Linked DNA regions of Homo sapiens: region 2 is linked to region 1. The links are chromatin loops, found by intact Hi-C in ENCODE. Cell type or tissue: CD4-positive, alpha-beta T cell. All regions are shown on one strand.

What was found. Hi-C counts contacts between places; a loop is a spot of excess contacts. Peaks named below come from ENCODE experiments on the same cell type or tissue, not always from the same donor. Only the 100,000 strongest peaks of a DNase experiment are listed, where the experiment ranks them.
Region 2: a loop joins it to region 1, with 2.4 times the contacts of the local background. A loop is called at or near these places in 3 of 110 quality-filtered maps.

The regions. Positions count from the first base shown.
Region 1 is chr22:40,113,331-40,121,330 of GRCh38, reverse strand. It overlaps a transcript of TNRC6B not described here. Among named protein-coding and RNA genes, the nearest start is that of TNRC6B, 61 kb to the left of the region's middle. In CD4-positive, alpha-beta T cell, no CTCF peak of the experiment used is centred here; a DNase peak (open chromatin) is centred at 4,360; H3K27ac peaks cover 3,968 bases.
Region 2 is chr22:40,237,896-40,245,895 of GRCh38, reverse strand. All of the region lies in intron 1 of TNRC6B (trinucleotide repeat containing adaptor 6B), which reads right to left. Among named protein-coding and RNA genes, the nearest start is that of TNRC6B, 64 kb to the right of the region's middle. RefSeq lists an enhancer at 7,190-8,000. In CD4-positive, alpha-beta T cell, no CTCF peak of the experiment used is centred here; DNase peaks (open chromatin) are centred at 1,845, 4,575, 5,015 and 6,625; H3K4me3 peaks cover 465 bases; H3K27ac peaks cover 3,062 bases.

The DNA.
Region 1 (8,000 bases):
AATTGCTTGTGCTAGGTTTATATAGGTGATTCAAAAGGAAAATGAAAATTAAGAGGTTTCTGGCTATACAAGGAAGGAAGGAAGGACGGAAGGGAGGGAGGGAGGGAGGAGGGAAAGGAGGAAGGAAGACTGGCATAACCCTGGCTGACCTAGACTTACTGGTTAAGAACAATGTACTAAGAAACAAAAGCTAGGGAATGCTAGGGGAGGAAAACTTTTTTCCCTGCTCCTGATGCTTCCTTCCACATGGGACAATATCCAATTTTTCATATTCCTGGCCTTGTATCCCTGACTCAGGCTGTCAGGGGTGAAGTCACTTCTCTGATGAGTGTGTTTGGAAGAAGAAACCAGGCTTGCATAGTCCAGCCCTTTTCTCTCCCTTTTCCCTTGGGGACACCTGTTCTGCTCTGCTCCTTTCGTTGGCTAGGAGGCAGGCGAGAAGGCAGGTCTATCCCAGACTAGTGGTGGTGGGCGAATAAACCTGTTAAGTCCTGCAGTTCAGTATTAAAAATCTGCTTGCCCTTAGATTTAAGCCAGTTCTCCTATGGCAACTTTATGAATGATAAACGTGAAATTTTGATCTCCACCTGTCTGCCTTACTCCTTTGTGCTAAGTCTCTGTTGGTTCAGAACTTGAGCAGGGAAGAGAATATTACTTATTGGATACCCTTTGATCTCAACTTATATCTGACATGTATCCTCCTCAGAATTAAGTTCAGTTTTCCATATCAGCCTTGTCTTCCAAATTATTCCATTACCACAGCATTAATCACACACTTTTACTTCCTAAGCTTTTCACTAACCTCATTTCTAATTACTCTCAAAGCACCCTGTATTCTGCATTCACGCAGGCAAATCTTTCCATTCTCAGCACACAACATGCTAATCTCTCTCTATGTATATCCTAGTCCACACCCTACTGGAAAACCCTTCCCCTCATCACCAATCCACATCTCTACCCTTCTAATATCTATTCAGTATTTTTTTTTTTTTTTTGAGACAGGGTCTCACTCTGTCACCCAGGCTGAAGTGCAGTGGCATGATCACGGCTCAATGTAGCCTCAGCCTCACTGGGCTTCCCAAGTAGCTGGAACTACAGGTACACATCACCATGCCCAGCTAATTTTTGTATTTATGGTAGAGTTGGGATTTCACTATGTTGCCCAGGCTAGTCCTGAACTTGTGAGCTCAAGCAATCCACCTGCCTAGGCCTCCCAAAATGCTGGGATTTAGGTGTGAGCCACAGTTCCTGGCCTCCAGTCAATTTTTATTTCTAAAAATCTTTCCTGATTAAAACCATGTAATGTGCCCACTTACTAAATGTCATATTGATACCCATTTTTATCTTTGTCCTTTATTTCACTTGCTCTCATTTTTTGTTGTTTTGGAGCTGTCCTTAGTTTTCAATGTTTCTTGAACAAACCTTGATAACATTCTTGTTTGAAGGCATGGCTTATGGTTGTGTCTAGGGCAACTTTACTTTCCTTTTGACAAAACAGAAGGTAAGTAAGGTAGGCAATGCAGAAGTGTGCGGTTAACTAAGGGTTCCATGTAAGAAGTGACAAAGTCTAATGTATCAGTGCTAACAGAGTCACAAAAAAGTCAGGGCAAAGCCCACTTACATGAAAACTAGAGGGGTGAACAAGTCATGCCAAAGTGACAAGTCATGTCCCCTCATGAGATGATGAGACAACACACAAGTGTTTACGTATGCATGTATGTATGTATGTTATCTATGTATGTATTTAGAGACAGAGTCCTGCTCTGTTGCCCAGGTTGGAGTGCAGTGGTGCAATATCAGCTCACTGCAACCTCTGCCTCCCAGGTTCAAGCGATTCTCCTGCCTCAGCCTCCCAAGTAGCTGGGACTACAGGCACGTGCCACCACGCCTGGCTAATTTTTGTATTTTTAGTAGAGACAGGGTTTCACCATGTTGGCCAGGCTGGTCTGGAACTCCTGACCTCAAGTGATCCGCCCGCCTAGGCCTCCCAAAGTGCTGGGACTATAGGCGTGAGCCACCGTGTCCGACCGACACAAGTGTTTAATTTCTGTTTTTGCACATCACTTCAACTTGGAGCAGTCACCAGTCTGTGACCTGTGGTAGGTGGTGGATAGTCTTGACCTGGCACAGTGCTTGCTACACACATGACAGGACTCAGCAAATGTTAAGAACTAAATACAAGTAATGTCCTACAGTACCTGTGCAAGTTCTTCCAGGAAAATTGCCAAATATGTTAATATTTTCAAGAGCCCTCCAGGATCCAGCCCTTGCCTGTCTCTCCAGCCTCGTCTGCCTGGTCTCTGTTCCATTTGTTCCAGCCGTAATGAACATCTTACAGCTTTGCCAATATGGCAGACTGTTTCAGGTTTCCATGTTTTTGTTGCTATCACTCCCTCTGCCTTTCCCTCCTCTGGTGCCACAAGGGGAGACCCTACTTTCCAATCAAGGCTCAGCTTTTATGAACTATTTCCTGATCCATCTCTAGGCAGAAATAATGATTCCTTCCTCAGTGCCTCCAGTGGATCTTGTTTGAATTCTATTATGGGATCTGTAACACTTTATTGGATTTATTTACTCACATAGATTCCTCTATGTGATAAGGATTAGACTGTCAACCCCTTGATACCAGACGCTATATCTTGTTAATCTCTGTATTCAGTCTACTCAAAACTGTGTACCTGGCATTTAATATGTATTCAATAAATTTCTATGTAAGAATGACTGAATTAATCAATGACAGTGCTTTTTCTTTAAAATGCAATAGATATCAATTCAATAAACATTTACTGTGCCTCTATCACATGCCAGATGGTGCTGGGATACTGTGTTATGCTGGAATGAGCTGTGGCTTTGAAAATGTAGAACCGTTCTTCTTTGTCAGTTATTAGCTGTGTGGTCTTGGGCAAGTTATTTAACTTTCTAATCCTGATATTTTCATCCATAAAGCTGTGCAGGAAAAGGTGTTATAAAGACTAAATTAAACAATGTGTGTAGAACTCTTAGCAAGGTGTCTAAGAGCATTTTATCTTATTTCTCTATACTACTGAGGCTGAACTGGAGGTTCAAAAACCATAGGCCACACAGTATTTTGACCTTAGCAGTGGCTATGGTTATGGCTACTGTCTTCAGGTAAGTGGCTGTCTCTATAGAGACAAGGTGCATACACTAGGCACATAAGCCTAGCAAAGGGTTGGGGAGAAATTCATCATCAATTTATCATCCTACCCTGGACCCCTCATATTAGCTCATATTAGCAATCCTACCCTGGACCCCTCATATTAGCAAGTCCTATCATTTTTGCTTTCAAAATTTGTTTCTCAGATCCACCCACAATTCTTCATTTTCACTGCTGTCATCCTTTCTTGCTTGTGGGGGCCTCTTTTAGGCATTGAAAATAGGTTAGCTCCTTTCCAAGCAGTCTCAAAGGGTTTATATATTAGTAAAGGAGACAGATACAAATAAACAACTTTAATATAAAATATTGAATAATTTATTACTGTAATAACAACAGGTGCTCTTAGAATACAGATGAAAAAGAAATTCTGCCAAGGGAGTTTGGGAGAAGAAGATAACAGGAAAAATACAACAAGAAGAGTAGATAGTCACATTCTTCTCCCTGCTTCCAAGCTCTAAAAAGAGAAAAGCATCAACCAAGGCACAAAGCCACGAAAAAATACTATATATATATCTAGGGAAAAGAAAATGGTCCATTAAGGCTTACAGATAAGGATTCACTAAAAAAGCAACCAGAAATGTTGACTGGAATTAGGTTTGAAGGGATCTGTGGGACAACATCTGCAGCAACTGGATGCCATGAGGGCTGTTTAAGCAAAGGCATGACCTGAGTAAATCTATCATTCAGAAAGTGAACCCTGGCAGTAATGTGGACTACAGACCGCAGCAGGGAAAGGTGAGAGACAGAGACGCTAGGGGAACACTCACATAAAATTCACATAATCCTAATAACTAAGTTGTAGCTTTCTAGCATGAGGCACCAAATGTCAGTATCCATCTAAATACCAGTGCTTTTAAAAGGCACCTACCATATAGTAGGAAAGCAAGGGGCTGGTATGATGGTCACCTTAAAAATATCTTTCTGTAAGAACTTGGTAAAAGGGCAACAATGTTTTTGAAAAAGTACTTTTCTTCTTTTTAAGAAGACTATTGCCAATACATGGTAGATATATATTTTAAAAACTTACCTTTGACAGTACCTGGGGCAACACAAGCCCGTGAAGATGAGTCTAGGTTACATTCAGTGCAAAAAACCACAACCCTGAAAAGAGAAAAAAATCACTATGAACTGTATGCTCATAGCAAGATGCCACATGAAACAGTGGCACAGGCAGACTTGTGGAAATCCAGCTCCTCCTTTCACCAGCTATTGTTTCTAGGCCCGCAGCCCAACCCCTCAGAGCTCAGCTTCCTCAACCAACACTGGGAACAATAACAACACCTTCTTCATAGGGTTCTTTTGAAGTTTAAATGAAGTATGTGTAAAACTCTTAGTACAGGGCAGGATACCAAACACATGCTCAATAAAGGCAAGTGGTTATTAATATTAAGGCTTTGTACAATCAAGGGCATCACCCCCTACCCAGGTGTTTAGGTCAGACCCTGACATCCGTCATGAATTTCTCACCCAACCCCTCATATCAGCCCATCAGCAAGTCCTATCATTTCCTCTTTCAAAATCTGTTTCTCAGATCTACCCATAATTCTTCATTTTCACTGCTGTCCTTCTTGCTTGTTGGGGCCATTTCGCTGGTTCTCTGTTCCTACTCTTGCTCCTCCCCAATCCATTCCCCCATAATGGCTGGAACAGTCTCTTCAAAATCAATTCATAGCAAGTTGCTAGTAAATGCAGTAAATATTTTATTTATTCCATGATGGAATCTCTCTCTGAAATATATATTCATGTATTTGAATACAGAGATATAGGAATATATATTAAATGGCCAGCAACTTCATTTTACAATGAACAAACAAACGCAGAAGGAATGCTCCTCAAGGTTGGAGCTACCTATGTGTGTGTAGGTGCTCAAAGCAATGGCGAGCCCAGCAGAGGCTCATCTGGGACCAGCATCTACACCGCTGTCAGAAAGCTGGCACTATTTGGAAGTTGGCCCCTTAGTTTCACAGTCAACCCAATACTTCTGTCCAAGACAGCGTGCTCCATTCCCCACAGCTAGAGATTGTAAGTCAGGGCTTCAGCCCCACGTTAGAGCACAGTGCTGAGATGGTGCTGCAGGGAATCTGAAAGCACCTCACTGCCCTGCTATCTGTCGTCCCCTCTATTTGACTTACTTTATTTAATAGTGTTTGAATCAATACATCTCAGATGGAACTGTGATGAGAATTAGAAATATTTTGACTTGTCTCCCTATCTCCCTACTGTACACTGTATCACAGCAGTCTTTCTTGCTGAAGAGCAAATTTGACCTCTGGGTATCTCGCCACCTAAATTCAGTCAATAACTACCTTTAGGGTAAAATCCAAGGCCTCTCCAGACCCATTATCACTTCATGACTGCACAGTTTCCTTACTCACAACACACACATTAATGTCTGAGAGCCCTCTGCCTATTCCCTTCCCCTTTTCCTTTAGGTGTTATCTCCTAGAAATTTTCTGTATCCTCCCTGGTTGGACAAAGTGTTCCTCCTCCGAGATACACATTATATTGGTAATATCCACGGGTCCATTTTCTTCACTCAGCAGGAGCTCCTTGATAGCAAGGACCATGTCTGACACACCTTTGAATTTGGTATTGGGTAGAGTCCAATAAACATAAGCTGAACTGAATCCCAATGGGATCCCAGCAATTCAGTACTTGAATGTGGATGGGTCCCCTAATTAAATGCATTGGTAAAAATTGAAGTTAGCTGCAACCTCCAAGATGGGTCTGGCCCTTACAGAGAACTCGAGGCTACGTGGTTATGTCTGACCCTCAGCACTTCAGAGGACGACTGGATTCATTAATTTTTTGTCAACCGCAGAGACTATCAAGAGAATAACACTAATTTTTAGTTCCCTATTCTGATTAAAGTTTCCCGCTTAGGTTAAAACACAGCCTCTTCTCTGGATCTATCATTAGTCCAAATAGTGTGCCAACCCTGTAAAGTTGTTCATTACATGTCTCCTTAACAGACAAGGCTAGAAAGAGACCATGTCACTCAGTCCCTAGCCTGCTTGGCAGTGAGTCTCAGACACTGCCTGTATTCAGAAGGGAGGGGAAAAAAAGAATTAAGGTAGAGGACAGGTAGGCTAGGGAAACTGAGCAGTTTTCCAAGTACTCTTGAATCCAGGTTTTACAGAACAGCTGCATTACTTTCTCTGCCAGGCTGTGAACCTCTGTATCAGGTACACACGTATTCAAAATAAACATAAAAATTAATTATAAAATCAACATTTGAAATTATCTAGTTGAAGTTACCTACAGCACTATTTTCCTTCCAAGGTATAAATAGCGGCAAATTCCTCCACAACTGCTTTGAAATGCTCAGAACTACACGGTAATCCTACCATCTGATCAGGTACAGCTGCAGCAGTAAAACTGTGAACCACTCCAGTTTTCTCTCTTCTCTTTCAGAGCAGCCAAACTAGTCTTGGAATTCATAGAAGGGGTGGGAATGTTCAGTGGATCTTGGGTTAAATCAATCCCCAGGTCCTGCTAAACTGCAAGCCGGCTGCAAGAATTCCTCTAGGCCGGGCGTGGTGGCTCACTCCTATAATCCTAGCACTTCACTTTGAGAGGCCGAGGCAGGAGGATCAGTTAAGCTCAGGAGTTCGAGATCAGCCTGAGCAACACAGGAAGACCCTATCTCTACAAAAAAATGTAAAAAATTAACGGGGCATGGTGGCATGTGCCTGTAGTCTCAGCTACTAAAGAGGCTAAGGCAGGAGAATTGCTTGAGTCTGGGAGGTCAAGGCTGCAGTGAACCATGATTACACCACTGCACTCCAGCTTGGATGACACAGTAAGACCCAGTCTCAAAAAAATGAAAATAAAAATAAAGAATTCTTCCAAAGCCAAGTACCTAACTAAACTCACAGGATTTAATTAGAACTAAATCTTTCCTAGAGAATATGGCAAGTTGAAAGAAATACATATTCAACAAACTATATTTATTTTGCTGGTATCTTACTAGTATCACCTCTGAGTATGGCAGGGTTTTAATTTTCAAACTTGACTATTCAGCACAATTATTTTACATTTAAATTCTCATTTTAAAAATTCAAGCAGTATAGAGAGGCTCTTAACCAATGTCCCCTCTCCTTCCATTCCAGTCTTCCCAGGACTCACCACTCCTATCAGTTTGATATCCAGCATAATTCTTGGGATACAGATTATTAAGAATACACTATAAACTTTTAATTGAGTCGCAAATAACTCTGAAAACCCTGTCTGCCTACATTGTTGGCAACTGGCCTAACTTCAAGCAAGATGTCCAGAAGAGATGTCTTAAGTGAGGCAGCAGATGTGAGGGAGGAGCACAACACCAGCAAGGAGGCCTGGAAGGTCTTCCCAGGAAGCAAGGGGGGATGCCAGGAGACTTGGTGGCAGACAGGAGGGTACCACCCATCCAGCTCTGTGAGCAGGGCACCCAGCCCAAGCGGACAAGAAGATATCTAGTTAATTAAGTAACACAAATAATAATATCAAAAGTTTAAGGAGGCCACGTGTGGTGGCTTACACCTGTAATCCTGGCACTTTGGGAGGCAGAGGTGGGCAGATTGATTGAGCTCACGAGTTCAAGACTAGCCTGGGCAACCTGGTGAAACCCCATCTCTACAAAAAACACAAAAAAATTAGCCCAGCATTGTAGTATGCACCTGTAGTCCCACCTACTCAGGAGGCTGAGGTGGGAGGATGGCTTGAGCCTAGGAGGCAGGGGATGCGGTGAGCCTAGATCACACCACTGCACTCCAGTCTGGGCAACAGAGCCAGACCTTGTCTCAAAAGGAGCACAGGTGGAGGTAGATCTGCTAGAAACAGATGG
Region 2 (8,000 bases), 120 kb before region 1:
ACACAGTATTTCATTTAAATCAAAAGGATCCATAAAACTCACATTTAATTATTCCCACATCTTGGTTTGTCACCTCTTTTGTAAAACATGACATTAAGTTTCGTTTCAAAGAAGCCTATTAAGGTAAGCTTTTATAATATCTACCTAAAAGAATACACACACAAACACACACACACACACACACGATTAATTTCCACTCAGCAAAGGACCTGATTTGAATACGACAATATCCAGATGGCTTCTGGGCAGTATTCCTCACAGATAATGCAGAATATATTAACTCAATTATGGTACATATGTATTTATCATAAATTAGGTGTTTTCCCATTTCATCTTCAGAGTGGTGAACATAAAGCTCTATGTTCTGTATTCTAAATTTTTTCTCTATATGTATTAATACTATATGTTTTATATATTTTCTATTTGTTTTATATATTTTCTATTTCTATTTCTATTTTCTATTTTTAAGGCAGGCACTGAGTGTCCTATAAATCAATGTATTCCAGGATAGGCGTGGTAGCTTACGCCTGTAATCCCAGCACTCTGGGAGGCTGAGGCAGACAGATCACTTGAGGTCAGGAGTTCGAGACCAGCCTGGTCAACATAGTGAAACCCCGTCTCTACTAAAAATACAAAAATTAGCCGGGCATGGTGGCATGCTCCTGTAGTCCCAGCTACTCGGGAGGCTGAGGCAGGAGAATCACTGGAACCCGGGAAGAGGAGGTTGGAGTGAGCCAAGATAGTGCCACTGCACTCCAGCCCAGTCAACAGAGCCAGACTCCGCCTCAAAAATAAATAAATAAATAAATAAATAAATAAATGTATGTCCTATTGGGTGAATTCACTACTGTATCTTCCCGTACACATGAATTAAGACAACCAGGTTTTGCTCCACTGAATTAGAATAAAAATGGTATACAATCATAAACATTCTAGTTGGAGAAATGTGCTGAATCTGAAGAAATTAAGAGACTCTAATTTACAGCACACATTTGAAAAGTAACATTTATTGGAATGCTGTCAACTTTCACTCTATGTATCAACTGGGAAAAAACATACACTCAACCAACTGCAGTAACTTCAAAGCTCACAGTGGGAAACCCCAGACTCTATGCTTATGGAATTTCATCGCTGGAAGGAGACTTAAAGATCTAGTTCCCAGGGCCTCAGAATACCGAACAGATAACAAATCCATGGTTTCACAGATATCACCTAGCATAAGGCTGAGTTACAAGTGAGTCAAATTAAAGCTTAAGTGAATAACAGGTTTGCAAACATGGCAAAATCATAAAGATGGTTCCCGAAGGACTCAAGTTTGGGAAGCGGAGATCTAGTTTAACATACTGAAACTATACAAAAGGAACCATGGATGAAAACTGAGGTGGGCTCTCGTGAATACATAATGTCTTATTTATAGAAAAAAAAAAAAAGACTTAAAAAACTTTTTTACCTACATGTTGTCACTGACTTTGTCTGCATTCAAATATTAGCCTTTCTCCTTCTGCACCTCTGGGTATAAAGATATAAAAGCCTAATATGCAAAATCCACACAACCAAGGAGGAGATTTTACTGAAATTTCCTTAGGTCTTATGCTGGATTTCTTTGGAGTCAGACTGTGTGCCTCTGTCTAGGTGTGAAACACGCGGAGAAAATCCACCTGCAGCAGCAGTGCCCTCCTTTAAGAAAATGGATTTACAAACACTGGTAAGATGGATGTTGATCATCTCAGGCAGGCTGGCCACAGATCCTGTTATATTTGGCTCTTAAAGCCTTTTGCTTCCTCTGGCTGCAAGTGGAAGGAGTGGATGGGGTTCCTCATGCCCATGTTGCTGTAACTTGGCTTCCACATTTTACAGTGAAACCAACTACAGGAAAGTAGCAACCACAGCCTGAGTATTTCCTGTTTAAAGATTTGGTGTTTACAAAAAAAAAAAAGGTATTAGGTTGTCATTTTTTTCTAAATCTAAAATTATTCTAAAATTAAAAGTTTACTTTAAAAAATGCAATGTTAGCTGGGCGCAGTGACTCACACCTGTAATCCCAGCACTTTGGGAGGCCAAGGTGGGTGGATCACCTGAGGTCAGGAGCTCGAGACTGGCCTGGCCGACATGGTGAAACCCCATCTCTACTAAAAACACACAAATTAGCTGGGCGTGGTGGCATGCACCTGTAATCCCAGCTACTTGGGAGGCGGAGGCGGGAAAATCGCTTGAACCTGGGAGGCGGAGGTTGTAGTCAACCAAGATCACACCATTGTACTCCAGCCTGGGCAACAAGAGCAAAATAAATAAATGAATGAATAATAAATTAATAAAATAAAATGTAAAAAAAGGGGTAAGTTTTAATCAAACACGTTCTTCAAAAACAAACCTTTTCAAATATTGTCCCTATAAACAGGCAATTAAGGGAAATAGATTGAAATTCATGCTCAATAGAAGTAAATTCATTTCTAAAACAGATATATTTCAAAGCTTTGCAGGTGACAAGCTATACTTTCACCCTGTTTTTTGTTTTGTTTTGTTTTGGTAGGAGTTAGTCTTCTTTTTAAATTTCACTTCCTTAGGAAGAATCTACTTTGCCAAATCTGGCTTAAAAACCTGCCACTTTTAAATCAAAAATTTATAACAATAAATCAAATAGTGTGAGTCTCACCTTTTTTCTAATTCAGTACTGTTCTCTATCTAGGCTGCACATTAGCACCATTTGGGGAGCTTTAAAAAAATCCAGGCCGGTTGCGGTGGCTCACGCCTGTAATCCCAGCACTTTGGGAGGCCGAGACGGGTGGATTGCGAGGGCAGGAGATCTAGACCATCCTGGCTAACACAGTGAAACCCCATCTCTACTAAAAATACAAAAAAATTAGCTGGGCGTGGTGGCACACGCCTGTAGTCTCAGCTACTCGAGAGGCTGAGGCAGGAGAATTGCTTGAACCCAGAGGCAGAAGTTGCAGTTAGCCAAGATTACGCCACTGCACTCCAGCCTGGGTGACAGAGCGAGACTCTGTCTCCAAAAAGTAAAATAAAATAAAATAAATCCCTGTTCTGAGTGAGAGCCCAAGCAAAGAGCAATGGACATCTATGTGGAGAAGGCGTCCATGGGGGTGGTGATGGAGATGGGTTACATACAGGAGACTGATGGACTATTTAAGTATATTAAGAATAATAGGGACGGGCGCGGTGGCTCACGCCTGTAATTCCAGCACTTTGGGAGGCCAAGGCGGGTGGATCACCTGAGGTCAGGAGTTCAAGACCAGCCTGACCAACATGGAGAAACCCCACAGAGGTTTAAAATACAAAATTAGGTGGGCGTGGTGGCACATGCCTGTAATCTCAGCTATTCAGGAGGCTGAGGCAGGACAATCGCTTGAACCTGGGAGGCGGAGGTTGCGGTGGGCCGAAATCGTGCCACTGCACTCCAGCCTGGGCAACAAGAGCGAAATTCCGTCTCAAAAAAAAAAAGAAAAGAAAAAAAAGAATAATGACAGCCATGTTTCTCACTGTTGAGAAAATAAGTTACACAAATGGAAGAAAATGGAGAAAACTCAAATGAACTCTGTGGGGTTGGATCTAAATTAGTTATTGACGTGAACTCATGGTTTCCAATATATATAGACACAATAAATATTAGCTGTAAGTTTGTGTACATATGTGAGTATATATTCCTTCACACACGCACGTGCGCATGCACACACACACACACACACACACACACACACTCTTATTCCCTTAGCTCTGTCACTCTGAGGGCTGGAGAACAAGCAATATCCAAATAACAATGAACACACTTAGCACCCAGTTTTGTGGCTTCTATTCTTCACTAAATAAAACCAGAGTTCTCTGGAACAAGAGCTAATTCTGGGGGTAGCATAAGGAAAGTACAAGATGAACCTGGAATGTACATTTGCCAAGAAGCAAAAGAGTGCTCAAAGAATGATGGGATCCGTCAAATGACCACAGACGACAGTTTGAAGTGCTCCTACAAGCTAAATCTGGAACAACATCAACATCAAAATAAGTAATTATAGTAAGAGACTATAAGCCATTGTATAAAATAGGAAAACACAAGTTCATACAGAGAGAAATAAGCAAATGAATAAATTGAAATGAGGAATGGAATAGTCACATAGTTTCAAAACACCTCCCCATAAAATACTTGTCATAAAGGGTTGAGAAGAGTAATTACGTCAAGGAGAAGCCTGTCAAGATACCACCTTAATCAAGTAATCCATGTGAACATCATCAGCTATGGGACAAATTCAAACTGTGAGTTACATGACAGGATGCTGTAAGAAGAACACAGCATTGATTCTATGAGTCCTTTTAAATGTGTTTAACCTGAATACCATCAAAGGAACCATCAGACAACTCCACATTCAGAGGCATTCTACAAAATATACTGGCCTGCAATCTTCAAAAGTTTTAAGGCTGTGACAGTCAAGGAAAGATTGAGGAATTGTTCCAAATGAAAGGAGACTGCAAAGACCTAACAACCAAATGCAATGTGCGGCAAATCTCACACCTTGAATGGAGCTGAAGAGTAAGTGGTGGTCATGAATCGGTGTGTTAATTTTTTCCCTTTGATGGTTATATTGTGGTTTTACACCAGAATGTTCTTTTTGTTAGAAACAGACTATAGTATTGGTGAAAGGGCTACAGGTGACAGCATTGGATCAGCAGTTAATTCTCAAATGACTCAGGGGAAAAAGAGGCTTTTTAAAATCATACAGATTCAAACTCTGTAAGTTCGAGATTGTTTCCAAAAACAAAAGAAAATATAAACAACAAACACAAAACTATTGCTCAGGCAGTACCCCAGGTCAATTACATAGAAATCTCCAGGGATTTTCAGAAGTCCCTCCAAGTGGTTCTAACATGTAGCTAGGGTTGAGAAACTGCTCTAAATTCTTGTTTATACCTACACTTGAAAACATTATTACCTGATTTATGTCTCAAAAATCAAACCTCCCATCACCTGAGCCCAGGAAGCTGAGGCTGCAGTGAGTCATAATCATGCCACTGCACTCCAGTGTGGGCAACAGAGTGAGACCCTGTCTCCAAAACAAACAACAACAATAAAAAACCCTCCCATACAGCAACAAATGCAAATGCCAGGTGACTAGGTGGGTCCTACTTGATCATCAATTGCTTCTAAGTATGAAGGGCAAGAGAAATCATTCATATTTTCTCTCATCTCTAAATATACAGCCAGATGTAAAACTCATCACTTTCAAATTATTTAATTCATTCAACAAATTCAGTTAAGTATTTACTGAGTCTCTACTATGGCTTCCAAAGCAATACTATGGGCACCTCCAATTCCCTAACTTTGTGCCAAGAATAGTTTATAGGTGCACCCAGCTTCCAGGTACATATGGAATACAAAGCCCCTCAAACTCCTTACAGCCCAGCCTGGGACTGCTGCTAGCCCAGTCCAACCTCATCTACTTACCCCAGTGTGCTGTACTAATCTTTTCTCTGTGTGTCTTGACCTGAAAAGGTTACGAAGCATTGTCTAGGGGAGCTGGGGGTTTAATATTGCCTCTGCAGGGGACGAATGTGTGGGAGGTACTGTGCAGGCAGGCAAAAGATAAAGCAAGTGCAAACACCATAATCTAGAATAAATCCTGAATGGTAAAAAGCCAAACTACTCTTGAGAACCTCTCAGGTGAAGAGCGAATACAACAGTGTTTTCTTCTTAATTTTTTACAATAATAGTAGAGAAAAGTAGAAGTGACTTGTACCTGAATAGAAAATACCCAATATTCGGCCGGGCACAGTTGCTCATGCCTGTAATCCCAGCACTTTCGGAGGCTGAGGCGGGCAAATCATGAGGTCAGGAGTTTGAGATCAGCCTAGCCAACATGGCGAAACCCCATCTCTACTAAAAATACAAAAAAATTAGCTGGGCATGGTGGCGGGCTACCCAGCTGCTTGGGAGGCTGAGGCAGGAGAGTCATTTGAACCTGGGAGGCAGAAGTTGCAGTGAGCTGAGATCGCGCCACTGCACTCCAGCCTGGGAGACAAAGCGAGACTCGGTCTCAAAAAAAAGAAAGAAAAACAAAAAAAGAAAATACCCAATATTCACAATATTCACTTAAGCTGAGGCATAACAAGACTGCCCCGCATGCAAGTTCAGAACACCAAAAAGCAACGATGCTGAGATCCCTAGGAACCGGCTACATCCCAGAACTGAACCCTCCAATGGTCCGAGACCATGCAAAGGGAAAGCTAAGAGCTTGAAGCATCTGTAATTGGCATTCAAAGCCATTCATAGTACAGTTCTAGCTTTTACATTTTCCTCATTCTGCACGCCTGACAAAAACCATCCTCTTTAATGCCCATCACACCTTACCCTAGTGGCAAGTCCTAGCTCAATATCCACTTGCTTCAACAGCACCATCCCCAGTAACTCCAACTCTAGAGAAACTTGCCTTCTTCTGCAGACCCCACAACTATTGCCCCGTCTCTTGTTTGGCCCTCAAGGTCTCAAGGCAGATGACACCGGTACTGGCAGCATCAGAGCACCTGAAGTGACTTTCTGCGGCATGGCTGCTTTTACCAGGGTGGTAACAGGCACAGACCGGAAGGCACAGACTGACTTGGCTCTCTTCTACTAGGATGTCCAGGAACTGACTCATTCCTTTAACAAACATTTATTGTCTAATATGAGCCAGGCACTTTTCTTTTCTTTTTGAGATGGAGTCTTGCTCTGTCACCCACGCTGCAGTGCCGTGGCGCAATCTCAGCACACTGCAACCTCCGCCTCCCAGGTTCAAGTGATTCTCACGCCTCAGCCTCCTGAGTTGCTGAGATTACAGGCGCCTGCCACCACGCCCAGCTAACTTTTGTATTTTTAGTAGAGACGGGGTCTCACTATGTTGGCTGGCCTGGTCTTGAACTCCTGACCTCAAGTGATCCGCCCACCTTGGCCTCCCAAAGTGCTAGGATTACAGGCGTGAGCCACTGCGCCCAGCCGAGCCAGGCACTTTTTCTAAGCACTGGAGATCTGGCAGAAACAAAACCGAGCTTTGGCTCTCATGTGACTTACATCCCAGTGGGGGAGAAAGGCAACAAATGAACAAGATATACAACAAGATGCATGTATAAAATACACAGTTCAGGCAACAACAGTGCTCAGGAGAAGACAGTTCACCTGACAGAGAAGGAGAGAGGTGGGGAGAGGGCAACACCTTCCATATAATAGTTAGAAAAGGCCTCTGATACAGTTGCATGAGAATGGAGACTCACTGAGGTGAGGGATGGGGCCATGTGGGTATCTGGGGGTGAACATTCCAGACAGAGGGAGTGGCAAATGTCAATCAGTGAGATTGGTGTATCTGAGGAATGGCAACCAGAATGCAGTACAGGGTGTAAGGGAGAAGGTGGCAGGGATGAGACCAGAAGCAGGATTCGGTGGTTGGGGGCGGGGGGATCTCCTTACAGGGAATGCATTTTTTAAATTAACCAGCACATATTTTCTGGTAATTGAATAAGGAATCAAATTGCGACTGGTGAACACAAGCACCTAAATGCAAAACTTCCAAAACCTCTCATTCTCAGTTTCAGTCAGGAGGCCCGCCTCTCTCCTCAGCTGTCAACCTTGCTATCGGGGGGCTGGCCTGCTGCACCAGAGCACCCACCACACTAGAGAACGGCGAGTCGAGTGTGTGTGCGTTTGCCACAGCTGAAGCCTCTGAGCACAAGGGAAGGGGAATGAACCTTCCTTTTCTCCCTGCCCTATGTCCGTGGCACAAACACCAGAAACACAGTAGGGCCTCCAAGTAAATGCTACCAAAATGCATCATTAAAGAGTGAGCAACACTTTCTACCCTCCCGGGGGAGATGCGTTTAAAGAACAGCCTCAAAACAACGAACTACATCATCTAATAAACATGCTGAGTGTCTATGATATGCCACGCACTGACCTGTGACACAATCAGGATATAAGACTGGGCAAAAGAAGGATGGTCCCTGCCCTCAGGGAGCTGACATTCTAGATG